Regions from separate parts of the Mus musculus genome. Here all the other regions are linked to region 3. A link is a loop called in an ENCODE intact Hi-C map of the cell type or tissue named here. Cell type or tissue: left cerebral cortex. All regions are shown on one strand. Region 1 holds the start of Lrfn5 (leucine rich repeat and fibronectin type III domain containing 5). Region 2 has its middle 41 kb from the start of Gm22673. Region 3 has its middle 41 kb from the start of Gm40430. Region 4 has its middle 51 kb from the start of Gm51997. Region 5 has its middle 33 kb from the start of Gm51997. Region 6 has its middle 75 kb from the start of Gm51997. Region 7 has its middle 130 kb from the start of Gm22673.

Evidence for each region. Peaks named below come from ENCODE experiments on the same cell type or tissue, not always from the same donor. Only the 100,000 strongest peaks of a DNase experiment are listed, where the experiment ranks them.
Region 1: it touches region 3 in a loop (6-fold over the local background); 2 of 42 quality-filtered maps call a loop at or near these places.
Region 2: a loop joins it to region 3, with 2.5 times the contacts of the local background. A loop is called at or near these places in 3 of 42 quality-filtered maps.
Region 4: a loop joins it to region 3, with 9 times the contacts of the local background. A loop is called at or near these places in 2 of 42 quality-filtered maps.
Region 5: it touches region 3 in a loop (12-fold over the local background); 2 of 42 quality-filtered maps call a loop at or near these places.
Region 6: it touches region 3 in a loop (11-fold over the local background); 3 of 42 quality-filtered maps call a loop at or near these places.
Region 7: a loop joins it to region 3, with 3 times the contacts of the local background. A loop is called at or near these places in 2 of 42 quality-filtered maps.

The regions. Positions count from the first base shown.
Region 1 is chr12:61,520,824-61,524,823 of GRCm38, reverse strand. It overlaps Lrfn5 (leucine rich repeat and fibronectin type III domain containing 5), which reads right to left and starts at 1,657. Exons shown (of 6, transcript NM_001310586.1): 1 at 1-1,657. Gm20063 (predicted gene, 20063) reads left to right here and starts at 3,004. Exons shown (of 3, transcript NR_045049.1): 1 at 3,004-3,866. In left cerebral cortex, a CTCF peak has its summit at 1,779; DNase peaks (open chromatin) are centred at 2,233, 2,560, 3,097, 3,972 and 4 more places; H3K4me3 peaks cover 3,834 bases; H3K27ac peaks cover 3,609 bases.
Region 2 is chr12:59,711,496-59,715,495 of GRCm38, reverse strand. No RefSeq gene overlaps it. Among named protein-coding and RNA genes, the nearest start is that of Gm22673, 41 kb to the right of the region's middle. In left cerebral cortex, no CTCF peak of the experiment used is centred here; a DNase peak (open chromatin) is centred at 2,093.
Region 3 is chr12:59,617,192-59,621,191 of GRCm38, reverse strand. No RefSeq gene overlaps it. Among named protein-coding and RNA genes, the nearest start is that of Gm40430, 41 kb to the left of the region's middle. In left cerebral cortex, no CTCF peak of the experiment used is centred here; DNase peaks (open chromatin) are centred at 673 and 1,741; H3K27ac peaks cover 2,897 bases.
Region 4 is chr12:59,538,187-59,542,186 of GRCm38, reverse strand. No RefSeq gene overlaps it. Among named protein-coding and RNA genes, the nearest start is that of Gm51997, 51 kb to the right of the region's middle. In left cerebral cortex, no CTCF peak of the experiment used is centred here; a DNase peak (open chromatin) is centred at 2,201; H3K27ac peaks cover 805 bases.
Region 5 is chr12:59,520,304-59,524,303 of GRCm38, reverse strand. No RefSeq gene overlaps it. Among named protein-coding and RNA genes, the nearest start is that of Gm51997, 33 kb to the right of the region's middle. In left cerebral cortex, no CTCF peak of the experiment used is centred here; DNase peaks (open chromatin) are centred at 1,487 and 2,180; H3K27ac peaks cover 983 bases.
Region 6 is chr12:59,412,847-59,416,846 of GRCm38, reverse strand. No RefSeq gene overlaps it. Among named protein-coding and RNA genes, the nearest start is that of Gm51997, 75 kb to the left of the region's middle. In left cerebral cortex, no CTCF peak of the experiment used is centred here; DNase peaks (open chromatin) are centred at 1,182, 1,632, 2,241 and 2,383; H3K27ac peaks cover 2,371 bases.
Region 7 is chr12:59,796,513-59,800,512 of GRCm38, reverse strand. No RefSeq gene overlaps it. Among named protein-coding and RNA genes, the nearest start is that of Gm22673, 130 kb to the right of the region's middle. In left cerebral cortex, a CTCF peak has its summit at 2,281 (motif pointing left); a DNase peak (open chromatin) is centred at 2,254; H3K27ac peaks cover 212 bases.

The DNA.
Region 1 (4,000 bases), 1.9 Mb before region 3:
CTCTAGGGGGAAAGACGGTCATAGGAAGACTTTCTGCCGGCAGGTAAGATCCAGGCAAGGTGGCTCCAGGTGGCTTTCACAGTCGTACTGGGGTCTAGCTCATCACTTCGCTGCCCTTTGCCATAGCTCAGCACCCGCATCCTAGGGAGTCAGAGAGGTGGCTCCTGCCCCTGCCTTCGCTGCTCGCAGGTCGCGCTGGGTGGGGAATCAGCGCAAATCGCCCAAACCGGTGGCTCCGCGCCCGGGGAGCGGGCAGAAGCAGGGCGGCCGCGCACACACAGAGACACGCTCACACACACTCACACATTCTCAGCCGGGCGCGCGCGCACTCACACTTGCACAAGCACTCCCAGAACCGCACCGGGAGGGAGAAACAGTTCTGGTCCTTCTCAAGATCCGGTCCGGAAGCCCACCAGCCTACCGGCAAAAAGAGCAGTCGCGTTCTCACATAGCCCTTTGATCACGTTTCCTTCAAGTTCTCCTGCAGCCAAATCCTTGGAATTCAAAAGCTGGTGACATTTCGCTGGGCAGAAAGGGAGTCCTGGAAGGGCTGTGGAAGCGTCGGGGATTCGTTAAGCAGTTTGAAAAGCAATCCTCATTACCTTGTTTGTACAGTAAACCAGCTCGGAGTGCTGAAGTTTGGGCTTCAAATGTTGTGGACAGACACATTCATATTCTTCGGACCAAAACAGGAAAGTCAAGATGCAGGGAATTAATACAGCTGCAAGTCCCTCTCTTGACCTTGCGATGTACCTGGAAGCTCGTTAATACAGCCACTTTCCAAGCCTCTGGATTAAGTGATCCTTACACCTGGGTTCACAGCCCATCAGCCTCCCAGAATCCAGCCTGGAAAACCGGTCTGGGTGTCCTCCATGCTCTGCGAGAACCTGGGCACGGAGGGGCATCTCTGAGTTAACACGTTTGCTTCTGGGCAGTTGGAAAAAAGACTGTCAAATGCATCTGATAGGCGCGCGCACATACACAGGCGCACAAACACACGCATACACACACGCAGCTAGCTGAAAAGAGGCTTACAAAACACTAGAGGAACACCAAGATGACTTGAAAAGGTGGAAAACCTCCAGATTAGTGCCGGGAAAACTGAAGGGCCAGCCGGGAGATTCCAAAAGTCTTCTCAGGTCTTTCAATATTCACATTTCTACGCCTCTCTCTTTCTATTTCTCCTTTCCAGAATGTTTCCTGGATCTGCCCCACCCCCGTCGAGTTGCGCCTTTTTTTTTTCCCCTAAGATAACCGACCACACAACATGAATTACATGGGTGCGTTGTGCCCACAGCTCCACAAAGTCCAGAATCCTAAGGACCAGCTAGCTAAGAAGCCATTCACATCTCACATCTTCAAGGGAAGAAGAAAAGCTCGCAGGCGAACACACACACACACACACACACACACACACACACACACACACACACACACACACACACACACAGCTCCGGCTGCTCTGCACGGGCTCACCACCTCCCTGCGCCGCTGCACACAGCGCGGTGGGCGCCCCTCCCGCTGGCTGAGGCCCTGGGACGAGTCCTCAGCTCAGGCTCAAGGCGGGAAGCTGCAGTCCGGGCAGGCAGCCGCCGCCCCGGCAGGCCTGGGAGAGCCGCTCCCCAGCGTGGTGCGAGCAGGCAACGCCGGCCCAGAGGAGCTGCGCTCCGCGCTGCAGCATGGAGGCGGCGGCGGCGGCGGCGGCGGCGGGCGCGCGGCCGAGAGCCGGTCCCTAGCTGCAGTGACGAGAACGGCCGCACCTCCCAGAACCCTAGAAACAGGAGACACCCCAAGCAGTAGCAGCTGTGCTCTCGGCCTTTGAGACTTCGGGCTGGATGTGTTCAGAGAACCGATTTTCCGCGGGCGCAAGGAGAGGGTTAGCGCCGTGCCTACAAATCCCTAAGCAGAGGAGGCGCGGGGGCGTTGCAGGAAGGGGGGAGGGGAAGCGGTGGAAAACCTGAAGGGAGAAAGCTAACTTCTGGGGCATCCCTCTGTTGGAAATGAACTGCCTGATCTAGTCGCCCACTGACCTGTGAATAAGGGAATAATGATTTAAATTTAAAAAAAAATAATAAAAATTAAAAAAAAAAAAAAGGTGTCACCCAGCCAGGCTGTGTCATTAGGCACTGTGACAAGTGATTAGCTCCAACCTGGCGGAAAAAATCCCAGCCTAAGAGCTTCTCGCTGAAACTCCCAGGCACTGAAGGCCGACTTCCAGTGTTCCCTAGTCTGTGTGTGAGTGTGTGTGTGTGTGTGTGTGTGGGGGGGGGTTGCTTATGAATCAGATGGAAGCGGATTCCAAAATGAACATTTACTTTGCAGAATCTGCCCAGTAGGTACCAGGCATGAAGAAGTGATGAAGCTAACCACATTTTAGTGCACAGAGCTTTATGGGACCTGAGTAGTCCTCAGAAAGGCCTGGCCACCGAGGTCACCTGCACTGGGGGAAGGATGTGGAGCCAGAGAGAGGTGTGGTACAGAGGAAAGGAAAAAAAAAAAAAAAAAAAAAAAAAAAAAAAGAGCCTCTTGGGGAAACATTGGGTAGGGCCCTCCCTGGCTTTACTCTTGGAATCCTGCCAAGATTCCCAGGTTCTCAGTTAATCCCCAGTCTCAGACCCCAGCCAAGCTCACAGAAACCCCCTAAAGACAGTATGTGGAGTGGTTTGAAGCTAGTCCTTTCAGGATAGAGTTGATGAGCACTTGATTTTTGGTTTCTGTGCCTCCCTCTAAGTTCAAACACCAACCTGAACCAAACCTGCATGGAAGAATTGAGGGGGGGTGGGTAGGGGGATACTGGCTATCAAGGAGCACTTCCTTGCCTATTTGCACCATACTGTTCCTCCCAGAATAGGATGCTCTGGAATTTTGCTCCCAGTAGACCCTGAGGCTTTACCCTTGCCTTGCGAATTCACATGGGCGTGCATATTCAGGCACACCCACGGGCCCTATCCAAGTGCGCGCACAGGCACCCACGCGTAATCAAGACCCACACAGCTGCCTTTTGAGAGATGAACTCAGCCTGGAGTACTTTAAGTGGTAACTGCTCCAGTTTTCTCTTCCCTTCTCTGGGCTCCTCTCTTTGCTTCCGACCAGGTTCCACTCCTGTTTATCCCTGGGTGGTTCGCCCCTGGATTTAGCAATGCGATCTACTTGCTGGTTATTTGATTCCGGAGGAGCATTGGCTGGGGCTGCGATTCCCGCCGCGCAGTCTCCAAGCATTTCCGCCACATCGCCGGGGCTCCAGGTTCCAGTGCAAGTCTTCAGCGGTAGATTGCAGAACTGAAAACGAGTTTGAGCATCCAAGCATCTCTCTTAACAGCCAGGTGCTGACCAGTAAGATTCCATACAAATCTGCAAAAGGACTCTGGAGGACAAATACTTCAGCAGACACCATGAAGTCCTGGAGAGTCTCCACAAAAACCGTGAGTGTTTCTCCCGTGTATAGTCAAGGAAGTGGATAACCCAGTATTCCAAGAAATCCCAAGGTAGAGCCTTCACCTCAAGGAGGAGGCCACGTCTGAAGGCACAGAAGAGAAAGTGCTGCTTTCTGGCTTCCCTTTAAACTTGGAAGCTTTGTGGACTTGAGGGCAAGTGATGAAATCGCCCCAGCTTGGACTCCAGGAAGATCCAAATGAGCACTTCCAAGTAGGATGTGGAGGGTGACTTCTTTTGCCTTCAGGACTGTCCCACTTGCTGTCCCGCTTAGCTGAAAGAACTAAGTCTCCTAAATAAGTATTTGTGGTTCACCAAAGTGAACAAAGTATATATCCAAATATTGATTCAGAATCCAAAAGACCTCTGCCTCTCTGGATTGAATAACTTTCCTTCTTTTTCCTCTTTCCTTTACATTTTATACCCGGACAAAGGTAAGAAGAAGACTCATTGCCAACTGGGCCAGTTGAAGATGCTAACAGTTGGGGACGAGGCAAAATTCAGTTGGGGTGCCTTGTCTTAAATGTGTTTAGTGGTGAGAAAGATGACACCACCTTTTGGCTGAAGT
Region 2 (4,000 bases), 94 kb before region 3:
GAAAATATCTAATAAAAATTGTTTAAGAAAAAAAAAAGAAGAAATGGCATTTGTATTTATTTTTTAAAAGCCTAAACATCATTTTTCCAACCATAAAGAAAGGAAGAGAAATGGTTAGCCATGCTGGCTCACTCACTCCACCATTTATGGGCTTCCAGGTTTACACCACCTCATGAGAACTCAGGCTGTTTGTCCAACACATTATGGCTTAATCCGAAAGTGAAACTTCAATTCCAATCCCTGAAAATCTATTGAGTGAGAAATCACTTTGTTCCTGTCTTATCAAAATTGTCACAGCTCAGTTTCTCCTACCTTACCAACCTCAACTTCCATGATTTAGGCCCATTCTCAGACAGCCTTTCTTCTCATGTGCCTGTGATAATATTCACAGTCAAGAAGCAAAGAAAGATGCTGCATTTCTGGTGATAATTTCTCATTTTATAATTCAGTGTCTGTGAACAAGGGGTTAACAAAACTATATCTCTTACTTTTGATCAACTGAGCTCTGTTCCCATAGCTATCAGATCAGTGTCAAGGCCAGAGTCAGGATTTGCCAGCTTTCTGTCAGGGTCAACTATACCACCAGAAAACATTGCTAACAATGAGAATGAACCCGGGCCGGTAAATTAAACACAGAAACTATAAATTTTACTTGTACAAACAGTGGGTGTGACTGCCATGTTCTTGGCTTCCCTGAGTTCATCTTTACTTTTAACTGGCATTTCTTTCAGATATCCTCGAAGATAAGCCTATAGATTTGCTGAGAAATACATTAGTTCCTAAGAGGCATGCTTTCCTGACCTGTGCAATGTTTTTTTCCCTTTATTTATTTATTTTTTAAATTAATTTTTAATTAGTTATTTTCTTCATTTACACTTCAAATACTATCCCAAAAGTCCCCCAGACTCTCCCTCCACTCCCCTCCCACCCACTCCCACTTCTTGGCCCTGGTGTTCCTCCATACTGAGGCATATAAAGTTTGTAAGACCAAGGGGCCATTCTTCTCAATGATGGCTGACTAGGCCATCTTCTGATACATATGCAGCCAGAGACACAGTTCATCTTGTTAGCTTTTTTAAATTATGTTTTCTTTTTCATAGGTAAACAATTGTTTATATTTTTGGTGATCACTATACTTATGAAGTATTTATGTTTGGTGTGTAATTATCAAATCAGAATAATTAGCATATCTGTATCCCTATTTCTTTGTGTTCTGTTTGGAATCTTAAAACAATTTTGGTTGTTCATAAAGTATTCAAAAAGGAGGCTGGGAGATGATTCTGCTGAAAAGTTGGCTGCTTTGCAAAGATAAGAACCAGGGTTCAGATTCTCAGAACCATGTAAAAGCCAGGCAGGCATGTATCCACCTGTAATTTCAGCCTTTGGAATGCAGAGACAGCATTCCTAGGGCATCTGGCTACCTAGACTAGCTGGGTATTAGTAAATTTGGGGTTCTGTGAGGTACCCTGCCTCAATTAATAAAATCAAAAATGATTGTGAATGTCAGCAAATATCATCTTTGGGTCCCCACATATACCTTCACCCAAATACACATGCATGTGCCCAGACATGTACAAATATGCATATACATGCACACTTAACTTTATGCACAGACATACAAAATATATGCATTGTAAATATATGTGCAAATATATATGTGTGTATACATATATATACCGATTGTATATATACATATACACATACATCATATACATATACACATATACATATACACACATATACCATAGGGGTTTTTTGTTTGGTTTTGTTTTGTTTTTGTTGTTGTTGGGTTTTTTTAGCTGTAATTGTACTACTGTGGAATGGGATGGTAGATGCCATCCACTGTCTCTAGCTGTGTCTTGGTACCCAATTTAAAACTCCTTGCAGTTCCCCAACTCCTCTTTTAAGCTCCTAGAAATCACTAATTTCCTTTGAGTTCAACATTTTTGGCATCTATTCATGTAATATTTTGATCTTGTTCTCTTTCAACATGAGCTATGCTATTATGTAACTGCTATGCAGGATTCTCACAAAGGATGACTAAAAGTAACACTACCAGAGGAGTTGTGTTCCCTCTCTTCCAGCTCCCGAGCACCCTGGAATCAAGGATGACACACAAGAGTGAGCATGAATACCCAGGGAAGCCATGAGGAATCCTTAGGAGGTGCTATAGTGGCCAACTTTAAACCAGTCATTGCAACCGGAGAAAATAAGCAAATGCCAAGCTTCGTCCTTAAAGTACTGGGGCTTAAAGTTGGACAAAAGTGGTTCCCCTGAAGCCCAGTCAGAGTTCTCACTAAAAGGAAGAGTTAAAAGCCCATTACCTAAAATAGCAAGGAACCATCCGGTCTCTGACTCCTCCATAGATAAGGAAAGAAGGTAGGATTTCAAATTCTTGCCTCAAGCAAATGACAGAAATTTACATGTCAATGTTTTATAAGTATGCAGAAGAAAAACAATCAGTTAAACATAAAATAGTTTCTAGCCTAGGCCGGAGCAACAGCTCCATTGCTTAAGCACTTGTTACAAACACAGGATGGCCTGAATTCAGACCCCAAACACCCACCTAAAAGATATATATGATGCAATATCTATAATCCCAGAATTGAGAGGATAATGGTAGGGGGAAGTCCCTGGGCTTTTTGACCAGCCAGACTAGCCAATCAGCAAGTTCCAGGTTCATTCAAAGTGTCTCAAAAAAGTAGAATGTTACTAAGGAAGCCATCTGACCTTGACTACTGGCTTCCACATGCACACTGTTGCTTGTGCACCACACAATCAATCTGCACACATGCATGCACACACACAGCACTCACAATACACCAAAAGTAAATTCCCAAAATTAAAAAAAAAAAAAAAAACCTACCATAAAGTGCTAGTGAGTGGTGGTACCGCTACAATTAAACTTTTTCCTACTTACTAAGTCTCATCAAAGATTTAGAAGTTATCAAACCTTGATCTTTATTAAAATTTCTATTACTTTCCTCCCATCAAATTTTTTAAAGTGAAATTTAAAAAAAAATTAATTTTTATTCAAAAAACTATTAAAAGTACAGTTCTAAATGAAGAGAATCCAAGTAGGAGACTCCTGCATCTAGTGGGCTGTTGAATTTTTTTTCTTAATTCCTCTATATTTCTGTCAGTTCACCTAAAGAATGGGTTTGATGTGGCTCCTTGGGCTGAGAAACAGATATAGGAACTCACATACAACAAAGAATCTGCATAGTGGCACTGAGAGGACCCCCAGCAATAACATTCTTGATGGAATTGCAAGGCTCATCCACACAGTGCATTTCTCTATCTGACATTTCCCCTGTTTCTCTCATAATGTGATAAAATTTTGTAACTTTGAGAAAAAAAACAAAACAGACATAACAGACATGAAGGAAGAGAGAGGGCTTTACTTAATCAAATCTGAAACTGTGATTCACACAGACCCAGATTTACAGCAATGGAATTCTAGAGAACGTCAATTACTTGAGTAAATTATGCCCACACTCTAAAACTTAGGTTTTCACGGGGTCTCAGACATCTCCCTCTGGGAAATATCAAGGATCTGAAAAGACTGCCTTGGCAAATCTGGAACCTATGTCACACCGAAGAGTACCATTGTACTTGGAGAAACAGCACTGCTGGCTTCACTGCTGGTCTGTGTCCTGGAATAGCTCCAACTCCGGAGGATGAGAACAACTGGACCATAAACAGGTAACGAAAGCGAGATGTGGGAGGCCCCGATGCTTGTCATCCCACTGCCCTTCATCAGAGTGGGATAAAGACTGGGCATCTTCTTTCCTGATTGCAGTAGCTGCATCCCACTCCACTAGCTGCTATGTGAAGAAGGCATACTTGTAAAGTGCATCCCTGTCTAGAAGACAGACTTGTGAAATGCATCCTTTCCCACTCCCCTGTCAGACCCGGTGAGCATCAGTGAGTTCATGTCCATTAAATCATAGAGCTTTTCTGAAATAAACTACTGCCCTTCTCTTTATTAAAGGAAAGA
Region 3 (4,000 bases):
AATAGATAGATGATAGATAGATAGATAGATAGATAGATAGATAGATAGATAGATGATAGATAGAATTTTTTCTTCTTTAAAATTAGGTTAGGTTAAGGGTTTAGTTGAATGCCTAAAAGGAAATACAAGTTTAAAATTTGTTTCATTAAATGTTTGTATCATTTGTTAAATATTTCAAATACCCTTGTTTTCAATATTTGTACCATATTATATTTTATAATAAAAATTAATAGCAGCAACTATTACTCTCTTGGTTTGGGAATCTGGAGTGGATGTTAAACTCTGTACCTTCACACATAAGCCCTTATTTACCTTGCTGCTCAGGGGAAGGGGGTCTCTTCTGTCGACTGTACAGCTTACAGCTTAGTCTACTTCCCTGTGAATTATACTTATCCAAAATTATTTCCTTATGTAGGACCATGAGCCTGTCTCACAAAACTTTACATGGATGACTGAATAAAGGAAGTTATAAGGACTTCATTTGAGAGCTCTCCAAAGACCTTCTGAAACTTGCAGCAAACTTCTGCCCACACGCAGTTCTCTCATGAGTATTATGGGAAGAACATGCTCCAGAAATTTTCTTACAGTCTAATCTCTCTGTCTCAGAGTTAGTTTCCTGGGAAACCTGACCAAAAATAGGTGGTGCCTCTAATGATCTGAAAAGACAGACTTCAAAATTAGAATCTCAAATCTGAATCACCCACCAGCAAGCTGGCCATGAGGATCCTGTGTCTGGTGGTAGGTGGGATGTGGATAGTTACAGAGCATGCTAAGATGTCGCAGTTGTTCAAAGCCTCACCAGTGTGGACTATAATGTGATGCCAATAGAAGGGAGAGGAAGGCACTGTTAGGTGAGACTTGAGTGTGTTTAATAACTTAAGAGCAGTAATGAGCTGGATTATGGTCTGATGATTCTTGCTAGTGCCATGGATAAAGGAAGGAAATAGAAATACAGAGACTAAGGATAAGTCTGTATCCATGTGACAAAGTATGAATTTAGAACACCTTTATATACACTCACTTCTTTGTAACCACAGAATAGAACATACTAGCGGCTAGGGCAAGAACAAATTTAAAAACAGTAGAATTCCAAAAGGACTCAAAGCTCCATTGCTGAAGATAATGAAGTACTGATGCTAAATGGGCCTTTTAAAGTAGTCAAAAATAAGTAAATACTGGCAGAGTTAAAAGATCTAGTCAAGGTTTAGCAGCCCAAAAACAAATTATAAACTTAGAGATGAATGTGAAGTATGCTAAATCAAGAAGGACAGACTATAAAGTTGAAAGGGGACACTCCATCAGGAGACCCTCCCCTAATGCAGAATTTGACACTGACAAAGACCTTGAATAATGGTAATGAACCCAAGATAAAGAAAATCTAGGGTGGTTCTAGAAGAGAAGAGTAAAAAAAAAATATTGTAGTCCAAGCAATCTGAGAGAGTACCCCCAAAATTGCTGTGATAAAAAAATTAAAAGTCTTAGTGTGGTTCATCACCAACATTATGAAGCTTTAAAGGACTGCTGTCTAGAGGTTATAAATTATAGAGGGTCAGCAAACCAACTGAGTGCCTATATTTCTATAGAATCCAGGTAGGATACCCAATTCACCACAGCAGCTGGGAATGTGCTGGGAGGAAGGGCACCAGCTTCCCTGACTGCCTTTCTACAGACCAGGGTTGATGTTAGCCATGCTGTAATATAGCAGGGCTCCTGGATAACAGTGAGGGAACAAGAGAGGCTAAGATAACAGACACTGAGTAAATGTTGATTGCTTAGGAGAATCCACGTAGCAGTGTCCCAGGTCTGATTCTGAGTAGTTCCACCAGTCCCATAGGCTTACCCAATGCCACTGAATGAACATACTTGTGACTGGTAAGTGGCAAAGCATCCGCAGTGACCTACAAGACAAAATCCAAGACAGTGTCCGAGATAGCAAGTGGAAAACAATACTATGTCCAAAAGGAAACAAAGAAAGATTGATGTTACTTTTCAAAATAAAAATGATGTAAAAGTGATGGCCTCTGTTATATGTCCATTTAACTCACAAATCTAAGAAAAACAAGATATGTTCTGGAAGATTACAATTGACTCCTAAAACTCAATGAATTGCTAGCTTCAGAGACAGATGTTGTGCCAGATGTGGTTTATTTACTAGAGCAAATCAGTATGCTGAGTACACAGTGGGCAGCAGTCATTGGTCTCTATCAAAGAGAATGATTAGACACAGTTCTCATTCACTTGGAATAAATAATTGTATTTATGTTCATTTCTCAAGACTGCTTAACTCTACTTTCCCCTATTATAATGTGGTCTGACATGCTCTGGACCTTGTGAGCATTTGACATAGAATCTAATTGATCCATTACATAATAGCATCATGCTCATTAGAGACAATGAACAAGAAGTACCAAATACCATGGAAACTCCAATAACACAAAGTGCACCATGAAGAAAAATAGAAAATTTATAAAGCCTCAAGAGCCTTATCTATTAGTTTTAAGGATTCTTTACTAAAATCATGCTAGAACATCCCTTTTAAGGCAAAAGGCAAACTTCTGCATTTCATGCTTTCCTCCTAGTAGGTCTTACTGGGTCTAAAGGCAGCATATTCACATGTGGGAATCATTCTCTGATCAGCTGTCCTAAGGAATAAACAAAAAGCCTGTAACAATTGTGAGAATTGGGTGAAATCTAGATTACAGAAGTTCTGTAGAGCAAGTATGCAAGTATAGAGTAAATTTTACATTGCCCCTGCTGCATGTGTTAGTCCACCTGACTAGTATATGATATTATGGTGTGTATGGTAGGAAAAGATGATTCATAAAAAGGCTTATTATCTAGCCACAATATAATCCCATGGTGTTGCAGGTTAATACCAGACCCAGCAAAGGATAAGGGCTTGCCTATAGAATGTTCTATGTCCACATAGCTCATCATCAGACCCATTTATCAGGTTTGACAGACCCAACAGTAAACCATCATATTATGGATTAAGTTAGACATAAATAGATGGTACAAATAAGTGTGCATATAGGTTGCCTACATAGATAGATCATCATGTCATCTATCATGACATTCTGTGGGTGAAGGCTTTTATAAAAGGTTACATAGAAAAAACACAGACATTAGTTCATGACTGGGTTCATTCAATATATGATGCAAGGTATATGATGTATACATATATATGATTTTATATGTTTTCACTTAATATATTTATATTTTATTATATTATATATTCAATCTATCAATATATGATATATACACTTTGTATATATTTTACATATATATGTGTATATATGACTTTATATATGCATACATATGAATATATACAGATTGATACACAGTGGTAAATGGTTTGGTTAATAGTTAAAATTTTAGAAACTGGGTTAATAGAAAAAATAGGAGGAAAATATGAAAATAAGCATGAAATATGAATATAATTGTATTGTTTATGTTCTCAAATGGCCATATACCACAAAAGAGGCACTAAACTGTTAAATGCTCAAAATGAAGTAGACAGTCTGCTCAGAATTCATCATTACTACACAGTGTAGTTAACTGATGTATCTATGACTATAGAAATATAGAATAGGTAGGTGTCAGAGCACCTTCATAGAGGCAAAGGTGAGGGAGGAAGGGTACATGTTATGAGGGGGTTCTGGAAGGTTAACCAGGAAGGGAGTTATCATTTTAGATGTAAATGAAATGATTAATAAAAAATTTTAAATTAATATAAAAAAGAAATATAGATTAATTTAAAAGCATTCTACTTTTATATAAGTTTCTTCTTATTAAAGATGACATGGTGGCCTCTACCAAATATCCAAAATAGAACTGATAACACTCCAATATAGAACCATCCTTTGGGTAGATGAGTAATCACTTGGAAGCCAACTGACTACACTGAATTAGGAAGTAATTCATCCATAATGTTATTGAGATGCAAATCAAGTGGGTTTTGATCTTGAACCTCTCACATACAGTACAACCCAGAAATTTC
Region 4 (4,000 bases), 79 kb after region 3:
TAAAACTGGAAAGCTTCTGTAAGACAAAGGACATAGTCAATAAGACAAATCGGCAACCTAGAGATTGGGGGAAAAAATCTTCACTAACCCTACACCCAATAGAGTGCTAATATCCAAAAATATATAAAGAACTCAAGAAGTTAATCAACAACAACAACAAAAAAAACTAAACAACCCAATCAAAAAATGGGGTATAGAACTAAACTGAGAATTCACAACTGAGGAATCTTGAATGGCTGAGAAGCACCTAAAGAAATGTTCCAAGTACTTAGTGATCAGAGAAATGCAAATCAAAACGACCCTGAGATTCCACCTTACACCAATCAGAATAGCTAAGATCAAAGCCTCAGGTGACAACACATATTGGAGAGGATGTGAAGAAAGAGGAACAATCGTCCATTGCTGGTGAGATTGCAAACTGCTACAAACCACTCTGGAAACCAATCTGGAGGTTCCTCAGAAAATTGGAAATAGATCTAACTGAAGGCCCAGATATACCACTCTTGAGAATATACTCAAAAGGTACCCCACCATGCCATAGGGGCACGTGTTCCACTATGTTCATAGCGACCTTATTTGTAATAGCCAGAAGCTAAAAGCAACCTAGATGTCCCATGACAGAAGAATGGATACAGAAAATGTGGTTCATTTACATGATGGAATACTGCTCAGCAATCAAGAACGAGAACATCCTGAGTTTTGCAGGCAAATGGATGGAACTAGAAAATATCATCCTGATTGAGGTAACTTAGACCCCAAAGGACAGGCATGGTATATACTCACTAATATGTGGATATTAGCAAAAAAAAAAAAAAAAAAAAAAAAAAAAAGTACAGAATACCCAAGATACAGTCTACAGAACTCAAAAAGGAAATGCCCAAATGAGGATATGAGGATGCTTCAGTTCCACTTAGGAGGGAAAAGAAAGCAATAACAAGTGGGGAGAGAGACAGGGACCTGGGAGGGAAAGTGGATGGGGGATGAGGAGTGAGGGCAGAGAGGGGAACCTGATCTGGTATTGGGTGAGAGTAAAGAACTGAAGCCCTGAGGGCCAGCAGAAAAAATGGAAACAGGTAACCTCGAGAAAGAGGTTGGGGGACCCTCCAGAATGCACCAGAAACTGGGAGGTGAGAGACTCTCAGGACTCAAAGGAAAGGACCTTAGATGAAATGCCGGACAGTAGGGAGAGAAAACCTATAGAGCCCACCTCCAGCAGGAAGACAGGACATCAAGTGAGGGATGGGGTTGCCATCCCACAGTCATAACTCCGACCCATTGTTGTTCCTATCTGAAAGAATTACAGGGATGGGAATGGAGAAGAACCTGAGGAAAAGAAGGTTTGCTAGTGTTTTAAAATAGATCAGGCATCACTAAGTGGATTCAGGGTGTTTAACACAAAGCACTAATTGACTGGGGAAAGAGGAGAGGGGGGTCTGAAGGGGTGGGATTTAGGGCTGGGCTTATTCTAAACACATCACATGCATGTATAAAATCATCAACAATATATTTTAAAAATAAGGCAACCAAAACAAATTCTAAGCAAGCAAAGACACCAGGATAAAAGCATAAGCTATGATTACAATGTCCATTCACCACAATGACCAACACGCTCTGAAGAAAACTTTAAAAACTGAGGGTCTTAAACCTAGGCAGCTAGTGAGTTTGTTGAGAGCAGACTTGTGAGTGCTTAAATAATTGTTTCCTAATTTTGTCCAGACACAGCTTGAACTAACCAAAACGCATTGCTGAAGTATTTTCTATGTCCCTCTGAAAGGTGAGCACTAAACTAAAGTCAATGTACTTTAAAAGCAAATCCACTAAAGAAAGCAGCTCTCAGAAAAAGCGTTTTTTTTTTAATTCAGCATTTGCAGACTAGTTATATAATGGGAGGATGGTTAAAATTCCTTAATACTTGGATCTACACAAATCCTCCTCTTCCTAAGGGAAAATATAAACTGAAAGCCTTTCCCTTTCATGCAGAGAATAAAAGCATCAATCTAGTCTGAGGGAAGCAAATATTGTCCTAGAATTAAAATACATAGCCTTTGGATCTTGTGAGTGCCTCTGGTCTTGGTTATCTCTTGGTTCCTTTGCCTTTGATGATCCTCCAAAAATAGAGGGTACATGCAAGGACCTCAATGTACAGAGCTCCCCACAGATCCCTACCCACCTGGCAGCAGACAGCCTTTTTTGTAGGAATAGTCACACTCTTCCCCCACAATTTAGCAAGACTTATCATGAAATGTGACTGTGCAGGACAAGCAGGAGACTCAATTACTTCATCTACCTCCCCTGCTCTGCTTCTGGAGACACTGAGCCACAGGTAGCCTTCTTGAGTAGCATCTATATTATCTGCACAACGAGGCTATCGGCACTGTGGTTGTAAACAATATGCTCAATCCTACTAAATATAAATCCTAATGGATAAGACAAATCACTTGTGAATCCCATTAAGGAAATGGAGTTTCATCTTACTCAAAAAGAAAACATGATAGGGGGTTGGTGGAGTATCCTTGATCTCATATTCAGAAGTAAATGATCCTACATAGCAAAAAATAAAGGCTAGTTCAAATAACCTTAGTGTGTGTGCTTTTCTAGGTGAAAAGGGGGGAAAGGTCATTTTTGTTGGATGTCTAGATTAAGCAGTGAAGAAAAACACCATGAGCTCTTCAAATATGCTTTCATCCTCATCTTACTGGAAGTGACCTGTGTGAACTCCAGTTCACATGCTACTTAACTGAAAGCAGCTTCCCACTTGAAGGGTATTTCCCTATCACTAAATACATCTCAACACACAATCTTCCATTACTGTACCCTGCTATCTCCTCCAATGAAAATCATATAATTGCAGCTGTAGTACACAAAGGGAAACCCTGGGAACACATGTACATATCCAGTATCCGATTTATGACTTGAAATGCTAAAACATCAGATGCAGTTCACGGAGAGAAATTCCTTCCACAAATGGGAGAATCTTCCAGACATCTGATCCAAACGCTGGTCTTAATTTGAGACATTAAGTCATTCTACCTGAAAGAGGTGAATACCATTTACCAGGAAAATGCAGTGTATTCGTATGGTTGCCATTTATCTGTGTGGGTTACTTATAAGCCTGCTCTCATGATCTGCATTTGTCAGGCCTGCTTATCAAAAGGCATTGTGAGAAAAGTTGCTGTGAACACGCTGTTCTAGGAAAGCTTTCATTTAATCAGAGAACAATCCTAGCAAAATAGCTTCAGATGGAGTTCCTAGCTTGACAATCCTTAGATGATAACCCCATCTGTTTACTCACTTGTTCATTTTAAGTAAAATTTTAGTTTAAGTCAACAAACATATATATATATTGAACTTGGGATATTTGCAGTACAACCCCATGGAAGAAGGTAAATACCATAACATAAAGTATAAAGCAGAAATTTTGAATTCAACAGCTTTAGTACTGATAATCTGTCTTTGGTTAAATCATTCTATATTTAACGGGTTCCCCTCAAAACGGCCAATTGTGTCTTATGTTTTCCTTGCTCTCTCAATTTCAGAAATTAGTCTAGGCAAGATCAAAGTCAAAATGGCTCAGTGAAAGAATTCTCTGATGCTCTAGTGCTATGGATTGAATTTAGCATGTTTATTAGAAGCAGCATTCGGCTGGCTAGCACCATAATTTTTAATAGATTTAGCAACTCAAGGAAGTTATCACAACACCGCTTCTCTTGCTTCACTTTTGACTTTGATCGTCAGAAAATAAATTACTGCTTATGAACTCAGACTAATAAACTATAAATTTTGGTATTAAAAGTTCAAATGACTAAAATACAGGTGTGATCCAGTAATAGAATATGTTCATAGCATATGGGCTCAATCTCCAGCACCACTAGTAAAAGGATTTCTTTTACTATTATTTAATCATTATGTATAAATGAATATAATTGCATTTTTGTATTAAGAAAAACTTGTAAAACCTTATTGCAAAGGATACCTCACACTTTAGCTATGGCATATAGAG
Region 5 (4,000 bases), 97 kb after region 3:
GGCTGTCCTGGAACTCACTCTATAGACCAGGCTGGCCTCGAACTCAGAAATCCACCTGCCTCTGCCTCCCGAGTACTGGGATTAAAGGCGTGCGCCACCACCGCCCGGCTATTTCCAACTTTCTTAAAATTAAGCTTTGCCATATATTTTGATGAAAGCGGTGAGGGAAGAAAACCAAAGAGCCTCATGACTCTCAGGGAAAACAATGTTGACTATTTATAATCCCTTCTGGTTTGGTCTGATAAGTACTGAGCTGGTATTACAGCAGAGTACAGCCGGCATCTCACTCCTCTAACATGTTCCTCTCACCACAGACTCGTTTACTTTTATGTTAGAACAAGTGCATTTTGTACACCCTGTCCCTTCAAACCTGAGTAAAATAAGCAGGTATTTGTCCCTTGAAAAAGGACACGCTCACCTAAAGCAGCCATTGTTTTTCCAGTGTTTGCAAGTGAGAACAATGGAGGATAAAAAAATGCCTGGCTTGCCTGTGGCCATGATGAGGAAGGGGCATAGCATGGAGGACTCAAATTCAAGGGTGTTGGCCCCAAACTCTGCTCTCTACACTGTGCCCAACTGACACACAAGCCCCCAGTGCACCTTTACATTTCCTCTTTCAGTAAAACATAGTGCAGAAAACTCTTGTTTTGAAGTAAATCAAAATTGAAACGAAACAATAACCAGGTGTCCCTGTGGCTAAATCAGTTAAAGGGCCTGACTCATAACAGGAAATCCTGGGTTTAATTCCCAGTAGGACCTTCTGCCTTAAGCAGCTAACTCACTTTCCAGTTCTCTCCCTTGTAACACTCAGGCCCTTTACTTCTCAACATTGCTTCAATAAACAGAAGAAAAGAAACAAAACAACAAACTACTTCAGTGCAGCATTATCTTTGGCCTCAAATATAGACTTGCGTGCAAAAGCAGCAATCCTCTGCTTTTCTCTTGCCTTTACCCAGACTTAGTCCAATGTTGCAGCAGTTTTCAAGCTGAAGTATAAGCACAAAGCCTTTCCAATGTGCCCAAAGGCTTAAGGAAACACAGAGTTAACGTTTCCAGATCTCAGACTCATTCTTGAAGCTGCTCAAACTGTAGAATCTGGGATCTAAGAGTCTTTCCTTTCACTGTTCAAGTGCCCACCCGCATTACACACACAAACACACACACACACACACACACACACACACACACGCAGGCATACCCCCCCCCCATGCTATAATTTGGGAAATTATTCCCGGATGTCAAGGAGAGGGGCACATCTAGAATATCACTTTCCGGAAGGAAATTCTTAGAAGTGAGACCAAATCAACTTGAGGAAGATATATTTGAGAGGAACTTGTTTCAACCATGGTACCAACTGTCTACTCATCTGCATCTTGGGTGAGCCACCTATTTACCAACTAACACCAGTCACTCAGTCACCTATCCACCTACTAATCTGTCTTAGAACAGAGGTGTTAATCAGATGTATGAATTTTAGGATGAAATCAGATATTTTCTGGTGGAAAGTAGCCATGATTTGGGTGAGCAGTTTCACAATGAGGCCTGATTATCTGAAGGACCAGATTTATAAATTGAGCTAAATCTATACCCCAAGACTTGGATAAAACTGCATTTAGCTTATGTATATTATATAAGATAAGCAGTGAGATATGCTGAAAATATTTTATATGTTAACGTTTTTATCTCAAGTTCAAAATATGTGAGCAGACAGCAGATTTTTTTATGAGTTTAAGACAGTTTTTGATGAGAACAAAGACTTGTTAACAAGTGCCTGATGCATTGCACACCCCCGCCTCTCTAGCCTGGTCCTTAGCACAGCCCCCTCTGCAGCCTGGTCCTTTGCACAGTCCCCTCTCCAGCCTGGTCCTTTACACAGTCCCCTCTCCAGGGTTCTCAGCTACTTCTCCATTGCATTCCACTCACACTCAGCCAGGAAATGTCCACCATGCCTGCTCTCTCCTCACTTAGGCTCAGATCTTGGGCACTTGTGGAAGAAAGAAGAGCGTTGGCACCATGGTTTCCTGGCATTCAATGTGGACTGGGGTGCCTGATGCTGTTTTCTTCCCTCCTCCTCCTCCCTCATCTTTCTTGTTTTCCACAGTGGCCATCTCTCACATTTGTCAAGCCTCCCACACCTCCTCTTACCAACAGCCTACAACATCTTCATCCAGACCACATTTGTCTTGCCTAAATTCAGTCCCTTCTATAATACAACTGCTCTTGGTACCCTACGCCTCTTTCCCCAAGAGGTCTTTTTTTTCCTAATCCCACCTCCATTCCTCTATGCCTCCTACTCCATCTTCAAGCTCTTGTTCCCATCTGCAGTTGGAAATACTTCGGTTTCACACATTAAAATGAACATATACACCAGGAGCACATGTGCCTTCCTGCTGGTTGCTTACCTGCCTGGAACCATCTCCTTGTTCTCCTGACCTCTCCCTCCAGTGTGCTCACTTGTACCCTAGTCTCCTTTTTACCAGTGTTGTTGTTGCTCTTATCACCCAAAGTTGCTGGCTGCAAGACGGGGCATTCTCTTTATAAAATAATATTTTTCAGGGCTGGAGAGATGATTTAGAAGTTAAGAGTGAATGCTTCTCTTACAGACGTTAAGAGTTTAGTGCCCAATAACCACATCATATGGCTCACAAATGCCTCTAACTCCACTCTAGAGAATCCCACATCCTCATCTGGCCTCCATGGGTACCTGCATGTACATTCACACACACACACACACACACATACACACGTGCACACGCAGGAGAGACAGAGACTGACAAGAGAAATTGATAAATACATATTACAAAGAATGCCTTTCCTACATTTCCTTGCACAATCTCTGCCCCTCCCCCATCATTATACTTAAATGTAGGACATATGTCACATTCACAGTCTTGATAGACTTCTTATCTCATCAGCCCACTCTGTCTCCCTGGATTCTGCCTCCTGTTTATTTGTTTAAAAAGTACCATCTGTCTCTAAAGATCATGTTGTAAGAACTGTCAGTATATACTCTAGGCAACTGGATCAATCTCCATCATTTTTGTTTCTACCCTTAGGCTGATAACGTGGAAATATGCATATTTCACTCAGACCTTGTTTGCAAGCTTCTGACTTACACATTTGACTGTCTCCTTGAGAATTTATTTTGATTAGCCTACAGGTACCCGAAGTTTAACATACCTAAAGCTAATGTCTACCTCATCTCAAGGGCACTGTACATCACCAATTTAGACTGAACCTACTGTTACCCTGAACCTCCCTCTAGTCTTGAATCTTCATCTGTTTTCCACAGTACAACCAGAACAAGAATTGCAAACCACAGAAAAACTGTCATTCATTCTGCAGCAATATGGTTGGAAAACCTTCTGCAGGCTCCTATCACCGGGTGCTCCCTTTTCATTTGTTCAGTTGCCATATTAGTTAGACCCTAAGTGCACAGTCTTAAGTCCCTGGCCTGGCTTTCATGACCCGGCTTCCCTTGGCCTTGCTCCCGGTGTCCATCTCACCTCTCCCCACCCCTAGTCTGCTTCTGAAGTGATTTGAGCTCCCAGCCCTTGCCACTCCCCTCCCTCTGCTTCTTTTGTCTTTTATCAATCAAAAACTTTAATGCAATGTTGTAAGGTCCAATTATGATGCCTTAAACCACATGCAACATTTTTACAAATTTCCCACTCTTCCTCCTACTCCTACCACTCTCTGCCTTCAACTTGGCCATTCCTCCTACTTAACACACAGGTTGCAAATCAAATGTTACTGATCCTTGAAAACTTTTACTAGCATCACAATGAGTCTTATTTTTACCTTTATCCATCCATGATGCACTGTACTTGGTATTGTATTGCACTTGCGCTGTGTTGTCTCTTAAATATTCATTAGTTACAATCATTTTTAAGTCATTGGTTTCATTATGCGGTTTCATACATGCTTATTCTCATGATCAGCCTTCTCCCACTTCCCATGCTTCCTCACCACAATGTTCTCCTGTGTTTTCATGACATAG
Region 6 (4,000 bases), 200 kb after region 3:
GCAATTGCACAGTCAAAATCCCAGGTCCACTTGAGCTCACTTCCCTAGGAGCCCAGGGCAACCTGTTACTTAAATACAATGGATGAATTTCACTGTATTTCAATGATTTGGGTGACATTTCCTTGACATTCACAATAAGTCTATAAATTAGAAGAGCTATAGTTTTTAATGCAAAATGAATAAAAGGATCAAAAGGATCCTCCAGTCACTGCCTACCCCTGGAGGAGCAGAAGCCAATCTGATTGCTATTCTCTGCATACATCAAGCCGCACACAGAAGCAAGAAGAAAACACCAATAAATTGCCTTTTCTCCTTATGTTTGGTTTGTTTTATGTTTTCTAGCTCATGTAATTACTCCCTGTCTTCTATAGAGGCAGATTATAGAACACCTTGATTAATCCATTGAAACCCTTAATTTAGCATAATTTAGGAACCAGAAATTGTTTTCTAAATGTTCAAACTGTAGAGAGGCAAATAATAACAAACCAACCTGTATCAGGATTCCTTTATGCTTCCTTCTTCTTCTCCTTCTCCTTCTCCTCCTTCTCCTTCTTTATTATTATTATTATTATTATTATTATTATTATTCCCAAAATAGAACATAGAATCTCAATCAAGAACAAACATAAAAGGCCAGGCAGCACCAAACTCGGGTGGTCAGGCTCTTCACGGTCTCTATGATGGACGATTGCACTCTGAAGGAAACTCCGTCCTCTCACAGGGATGTGGGTTGCAGGTGCCCTCTTTATCTAACAATGAATAGAGATATCCAGCTTTTACCAGCAGGAGCAAGTTCTGTGCTAGACCCTGATCCAAACATTTCACAGTGGAGATAATATTAGGGTCTTGCTTTTATTTTTAATGCAAGGTCATATGGCCAAGAAACAGTAGAGCCAGGATTCAACCCCAGGAATCTTTGCTTTACAGCAGAACACATCTCTTATCCTACTAGATTAGAAGTGGTTTTGTTTTGTTTTGTTTTGTTTTTTGAAAATTCTGTATCAGTTAAGTTGTTGCAGTATCTGACCCACATAATACCCAAAAATTAGATAACACACTGAGAATAAAACAAAAGAATGCATATGAGCTGGACAGAGCACTGGGCTCATAGGTGTGAGCAGGATAACTATATAACAGATAAACCATAGGTCTAAAATGAGAAGGAGACACTGAGCAAGAGCAATAGTCCTGCTTCTCTGCCTCCCACTAAGTTGATAACATAGTTGCGATATTTCTAAACCTTGGGAACAATGATTCTAACAAAAGGAGAATTCTATTCAATCATCAAGCAACTAGCTTACTTGCTATACATGAAAATTGTCATTGTGAATCCCATTATGCTTGGTGTACAGCAAATACTCCTAATAAAAAAAAAAGTCACTTTTAAAAATTGTGAAAAATAGAAAGTTACATTGCCCAGAATATCCAGTCCCCATGAGCACTACAGTGACTCAAGGTTTGGACAAGATCTACTTCATTTTTGGATGTTGGGTGTGACAGTTGCTGTGTTCGCTCTGTTTCCGGCATGTGGAGGCATCTGTAGATTCCGTGTGCCTTTGTGAGTCAGAGTCACAATGCTATCTTGTCACTTTCGCTTTGCAATTTTTATCTGCTACTTGAAGTGAAGGAGGAAAGGCCTGAAATGTGTGTTTTTAAAATACATCCAGGACCACACTTCACTGAAACTCTTCGCTTGTTAAATAAAAACCATCCAACAGCTGCTAGATGGGAGTGGAATACCAATCACTTCGGAAGCTGAGAAACTTCAGATCTTGGGAAAAAAAAATCTACCCATTCAGAGCTAGCTGGGGCCGTGATACTCCAAATGAAATGCTAAATCCAGGCTGCATTTCTTGTCATCGGTAAGATTGAGTGTGGAGATGCCTACAAGTGGGCCATTTTCCTTGAATGTCATTATGGAGAGCATTCATTCTTACACACACAGTATCTGTAGTCTCGTTTTTGTGCGATGTCCTCTCGAGTTCCCTGCCATGGCCATAAAGCTGTACTTTCACAAGTCCTTTGGCACAAAGTACATGCCAGAGAGATCAGATACACTGTTGAAATTCATAGCATACTGACTACAAAATAGGGGCTGTATCAGTGCCCATTGTGAGATCTATTTCCGTTCTTTTCATGTCTCTCTGAATTTATTTGACAGAATTTCAGAAGGGAAACTCGCTTGCTGGAGGGCAGGTTGTTCGGGTGTATCTTGCAGGCGCAAGCAAGCTGATAGATGCTTCCCTCTCTTTGCCGTTATCTCAAACCTCATCATCTCAAAAACCCAGCCTCGCTCTGTGTACAGCAGCAGCGGGGAGTCTTCCTCTAGTTGTCCTTTGTCTTGGGGTTTCTGGAGGCTCTCCTAGGCAGATTTAGACTTTTCAAAGGCGCAGCCAGTTTTAAAACACTCTTATAGCAACACCCAAAAGGAAGACTCGAGCTTTAAGAAGTTTTAGTCCAGCAGTCACCAAGGCAGTGTCTGAGCCCTCCCAAACATCACACTCCCACAACAGGCTTTCAAAACATGGTTAGCACACTCAGGCTAACCCCCTTGAAAGTAACCTGGGACATCTGGGAACTCAATTCCCTCACTTCCCATTCAGCCCTCAATATGCCACATACTGTTCACTCACAGGGCTTTTATCATCATAATGAAACTTTTATTCTCATGGCCTGTGATGGCCAGATCCGTGTCTTTTTCACACTTGGTCACTCAGGGGTATGTGTGGATTTCCTGGTTCGCATTCGCTTGCCCTCTGCTCTGACACACTTACTCTAAACACTCTTGTTCATATTTGTGGGTCTAAAATCTGCACATTATTGACTGTCCAACAGTTTGACTAACCGAATCTCTCTCTCTTGAACCTCAGGCATGTTTTACTTTATGGTAAATGTCTTAAGATGTTTCATACAGCCTCAAATTTAAAATGTCCAAAACAAAAACCGTCATTCCTCTCCCCTCAGAAATGAATCCTTGGGTTGGTAAGATGTCTCAAACAGTCTCTGTGAGTTAGGTTACCAGAGGAAAGAACTGACTGCCAAGAGTTATCCTCGGACCTTCACATGCACATTGGGACGCATGTATGCCCATTCACATGCACACAAATGTACAAAGACATATATACAATAAAGAAATACTCCAGTCTTCTTTAGTTTAATGAAACAGTGCTCCACCGAGTCAAAAAGCTGAGACTGTGTCCATACTGGTCCTCAGCCTGAGTCCCAAGTCCCTAGTGTTTCTCATCAAAATGACTATGATGAATGTCATTGCCAGATCTTGCATCCTCCATTCCCAGGAGCCACTAAACTCTACAGGTTGAAATTCAAACTGAAAATGCCTTTCAGGAATGTCAGCGCCTGTCAGTCTTTGATCACCCCCTCAGATCCTTGCTTGTCCCTGTTTTAAGCACTTTGTCCCAATGGCTCTTACAGGACAGATGAACAGTGAAGGTCTGTTCATCTTCATGTCACCCATACCCAGTACCATGACTCACACATCAGAACAGTTTAATAACTGCCTTGACAATAGAATTGTTTGCAGGGCGAACAGTATCATGTTCTACTTTTCAAAAACCATGCCTTTCTTTGTAGTTATGTGCGTTTTTCCAAATGGAATACCTCATTTTAGCTTTAGGTGGCGATAAGACCTAATTGTCTTAAGACTTGGCCATTTTCCCTACCAAAGAAAGACTCTGTCTTAGAGGAACAAGGACTTCCTCTAACCCCCATTTAGCTAATTAGAAATTACATGCACTGGGATATTCTGAAAGTTGAATCATTTCAAGAAGGGTTGAGGCTTTCTTCCTTCCCTGAATGCTGAACACTTAGCATCATTACGTGAGCCTATCAGATACTACTTCCTGCACCTCCACAGGTAATTTTCCTGACCAACTGAATCTCATGGAAAGTCCCTATTCTGCAACATGTCCTTGCCAATGATAGCAACCCATACAGACTTGACGTACAGATTATCTCTTTCAACTTTCAACTTTCAACACAC
Region 7 (4,000 bases), 180 kb before region 3:
GGAGTCAGGGGTTCTACTCCAAAAGCCAACTGGCAACTACAAGTTATGATAAACTAGCTTTCTTATTCTTCTTAGGGATACAATGTAATGTTTGGTCTTCAAGAGCTACTGTGATAAACCGGGAAGAGCTTCCTTTCCCTTAGATGGAATTCCGGTTCCATTTCTAAGCGCCCAGTCACAGCCTGCTGCTGACCAGGCATTTCCTTAGTGGTCCTCTAGGGAAAGCAATGGCCCCATAACCATTTAATTCTCTCCAATCCTCATACTTTCTCAATTGGTGTGTTTATCTCTTTTAGTTACTTTCTGGATAAAATACAAATGATTTAAAACAATTGATTTGTGAACCTGAAATGGACAACGTCATGAGTTACTGGAATCTAAGTATTTAACTAATGCCTTCTAATATATTGTTAACTGGCTATGCAGAAACAACAGGTTAGCTAAGTTCAAATTCTAGAAATTTAAATTTTAAGACTAAATAAACTACAGAGTGTTGATTATGTAGAATACAGACATGTTTTAAGCCAGAAATATATCTAGGCTATCTAATATCTATGATTTTTAATTCCATAACTTGCCTGAGAGATTTTTTTAAATATATATCAACCAAGCCACAAACCCAAATAAAGAAGCCTTTGGTGGAAAATTTTTTAAGTCTATATTTTCCTAAGAATGTTCAATTTATTCTATCTTTTAAAATAACTCCAAGATTAAACAAGAAGCTAATGTTTTCAATGACTTTTAGCACAAAGTATAAAAATAGAAGAGAGGGGCTTTTGGAAGAAAATAAAAGCCCACTTATCTTCCTCTTTGAAAGGGGAGGGGAATCTAAGAGGAAAGACAATGTTAGAGAGACAATGTTGTTATTTGTCTAAGATCCTACAGAGAAACCTCTCACAGATGCTTAAATCTGCACCCGGACCTCATGTTGGTCTCAGTGTCAGTGCACAGAGACAATGATTCCAGAGCACAAACCCCAGAGTTATTTAGAAGTTCAGCATCATCAAGAATAAGCCTGGGTCCAATCTTCACTCCAAGCACCATTCCGACAAGGCAATAGATATAGATAGATACATAGATAGATAGATAGATAGATAGATAGATAGATAGATAGATAGACAGACAAACATGCAAGCCAGGTATGGTGATGCACATCATTAATCACAGCATCGGGGAAGCAGAGACAGGCAAATCTCTGTGAGTTGGAAGCCAGCCTGATTTATAAAACAGAGTACCAGGACAGCTTCTAGGCTCTGCCCCACAGTTACCTGGCAACAGCCAGGTATGCCTGACTCACTATAAAAGGGGCTACTTGCCCCATCCTCACCCTCTTACTCTCTTATTCTCTCTGTTCCTTCTCTCTCCCATTCCCCTCCCACCTCCATGTGTTCCTGGCTGGCCTCTCCTCCCTCTCTGTCTATCTCTCTATCGCTGTCTCTCTGTCTCTATCTCTGTCTCTCTCTCTCTGTCTCTGTCTCTCTCTCTCTCTCCCTCCCTCCCTCCTTTCCCGCCTCTCCCTGCCTTTCTCTATCTCTACTCCAACCTCAACTCCCCTCCCCATGCCCTAAATAGACTCTATTTTATACTATATCTGTCATATGGCTGGTACCTCAGGGGGAAGGGATGCCTCAACATGGGCCAGCAGAGGTACCCCCTTCCACCTCACCATACTGTGCCTCAACCAAACATGTCCTGGTTCTTTCTTTCTTATTTATAAAACACAGCAACAGCCAAGATTGTAGCACAGAAAAACTAGATAGATAGATAGATAGATAGATAGATAGATAGATAGATAGATAGATTGCATAAAACAGGAAGAAAACATTGTTTCAAATGAAAACTAATCTATGTCATCATGATTATAAGAATTTCAGACTAGTCAGAGGGAGGAGCTTAAGACTTCAAATCTGTAGCAGTCAGGGGAAATAACATTCATGACTGTACATTTTAACAGTATATCAGATTGCCATTTCTAATTACTTGAATCGTTGTGAGTACCCACTTTTATTTTTAGTCACTCTTTGTCCTTGATTGGAGAATCCCTCGGATACAGAGGCAAGCAGATGCATTATGAATGGAGGAATTGTTCTTAAGCTCAGATTTATTCTTAGATTTTTCACAGGGAAAACGCATATTTAACGTTTTGTCATACCTTTATAGGTCAATTGCATAATGCTTCATGTACACTTCATCTGAAGATGAACATTTAATGGAATGTGTCAAGAATTCCCTTCTCTAGCTTGGAGTTAGCTTTAAAATGCCATCATAACTACAAGGATGCCACCATGTGGCCGAAGGGTGCTTTCTTGAAAGCTGTATAGCATAACCTAAAGGGTAATAATGTAGAAAATGAACAATTTAAAATCCAGATTTCCTGAGTGAGATTCTGATATTTATCAGACCTTATAGTCTGCTTTTGCCTTACTTATAATTCTCTATTTAATTGACAAGTGCCCAATTCATCTGCAATGTAATTCGTTTCACTTTTACTGCATTCTCAATTCCAGCTGTCACAGAAGCAGAACAATCGCTGCTAGGGCCTTTACTGTGAGAGGAGACTCATTATAATAATAATAATGATTTATGTGTAAGATAAAGGCATCTAAAGAATCCTTATGCCCTTCAAACATATATTCATAGTAAAGCAATTCCTACTCCACTCTTCAACCCTTTGGACAATTGCTTAGCCGTCCTTTTGTCAATACTAATGAACCACTGTGTGTTTTTTCTTTTTATATCGTTATTAGACAATTAAAGGCACGCTGAACGATGCACTTTCTAAAAATGACAGTCCAGAGTAGTATAGATTTTTAGAAAAGCAGCAGAAGTGGGTCACTTTAACAAAGGAAATTCTGCTGCAAGTGGATCTCGAAGAACGTGTACCTGTTATCCTCTGTATCAAAATAACCAATTTCAAGCACTCAATGAATCTTTTTCATTAAAGCAACTTGAAACTGCTATTATTAGAATGTCATTACAGGAAACTCCAAATGCTACTGCCAGTCATCTAAAGTTCAGCAAAATGGAATCAAAGAACAGAGCCAGAGTGCATTCATCTCAAAACTCAGTCTTGAGATTCAAAGGCAAGGTGTTTGCAGTAGCTTGAAGGTAAATGACCTGCAGGCTCTATGGTGGTTTGATAAATATGACCTCCAAGATTTCTGTGTGCTTGGCTCATAGGGAGTAGCACCATTAGGAGGTATGGCCTTCTTGGCATAGCCTGACCTTGTTAAAAGAATTGTGGCAATGTTGGGATGGGCTTTGAGGTCTCCTATGCTCAAGCCCTGCCCAGTGTGGAAGACAGTCCCCTTTTCCTTCCAGCAATCAAGATGTAGAACTCTCAGCTCCTTCTTCACCACCATTTCTACCTGCATGCTGCTGTACTTCCCACCATGATGATAATAGACTAAACCTCTGAAACTGCAAGCCAGCTTCAATGAAATGTTTTCCTTTGTAAGAGTTGCCTTGGTCACAATGTCCCTTCAAAGCAATAAAATTTTAACTAAAGTAGGTTCATATGTCTGAATGCTTGGTACAGAGTTAGAGGAATTCTTTGGAACAGATTACTAAGTGTGGCCTTGTTGGAGGAGGTGGGTGTGCCACTGCGGTTGGCTTTGAAGTTTCAAAATCCCAAACCATTGCTATTAGCTCCTTCTTTGTCCTGTGCTTGTGGATCACATGTGGCTTTCTTTCACCTCCCTGCCTGCTGTGCCTACTGTCATGCTTCCGGCCATGATGGCCATGGACTCTCCCTGTGAAACTGTAAGCATGCTTTCATGCTTTATTCTACGTGTTGCCTTGGTCATGATGTTCTGTCACAGAACAGAACAGTAGCTAAAACAGTTAACTTGCCAGTTACCTCCTGAAAATCGTCAGGAGATAATTTATTGTAAAATTATTATCCTGCCAACAAAATGATTAACAAAAGAACCAAAAATTATTGGCTGAGAATGAGAAAACTAAATATTATTAATGAATACAATAGTACAGAATGAAAACA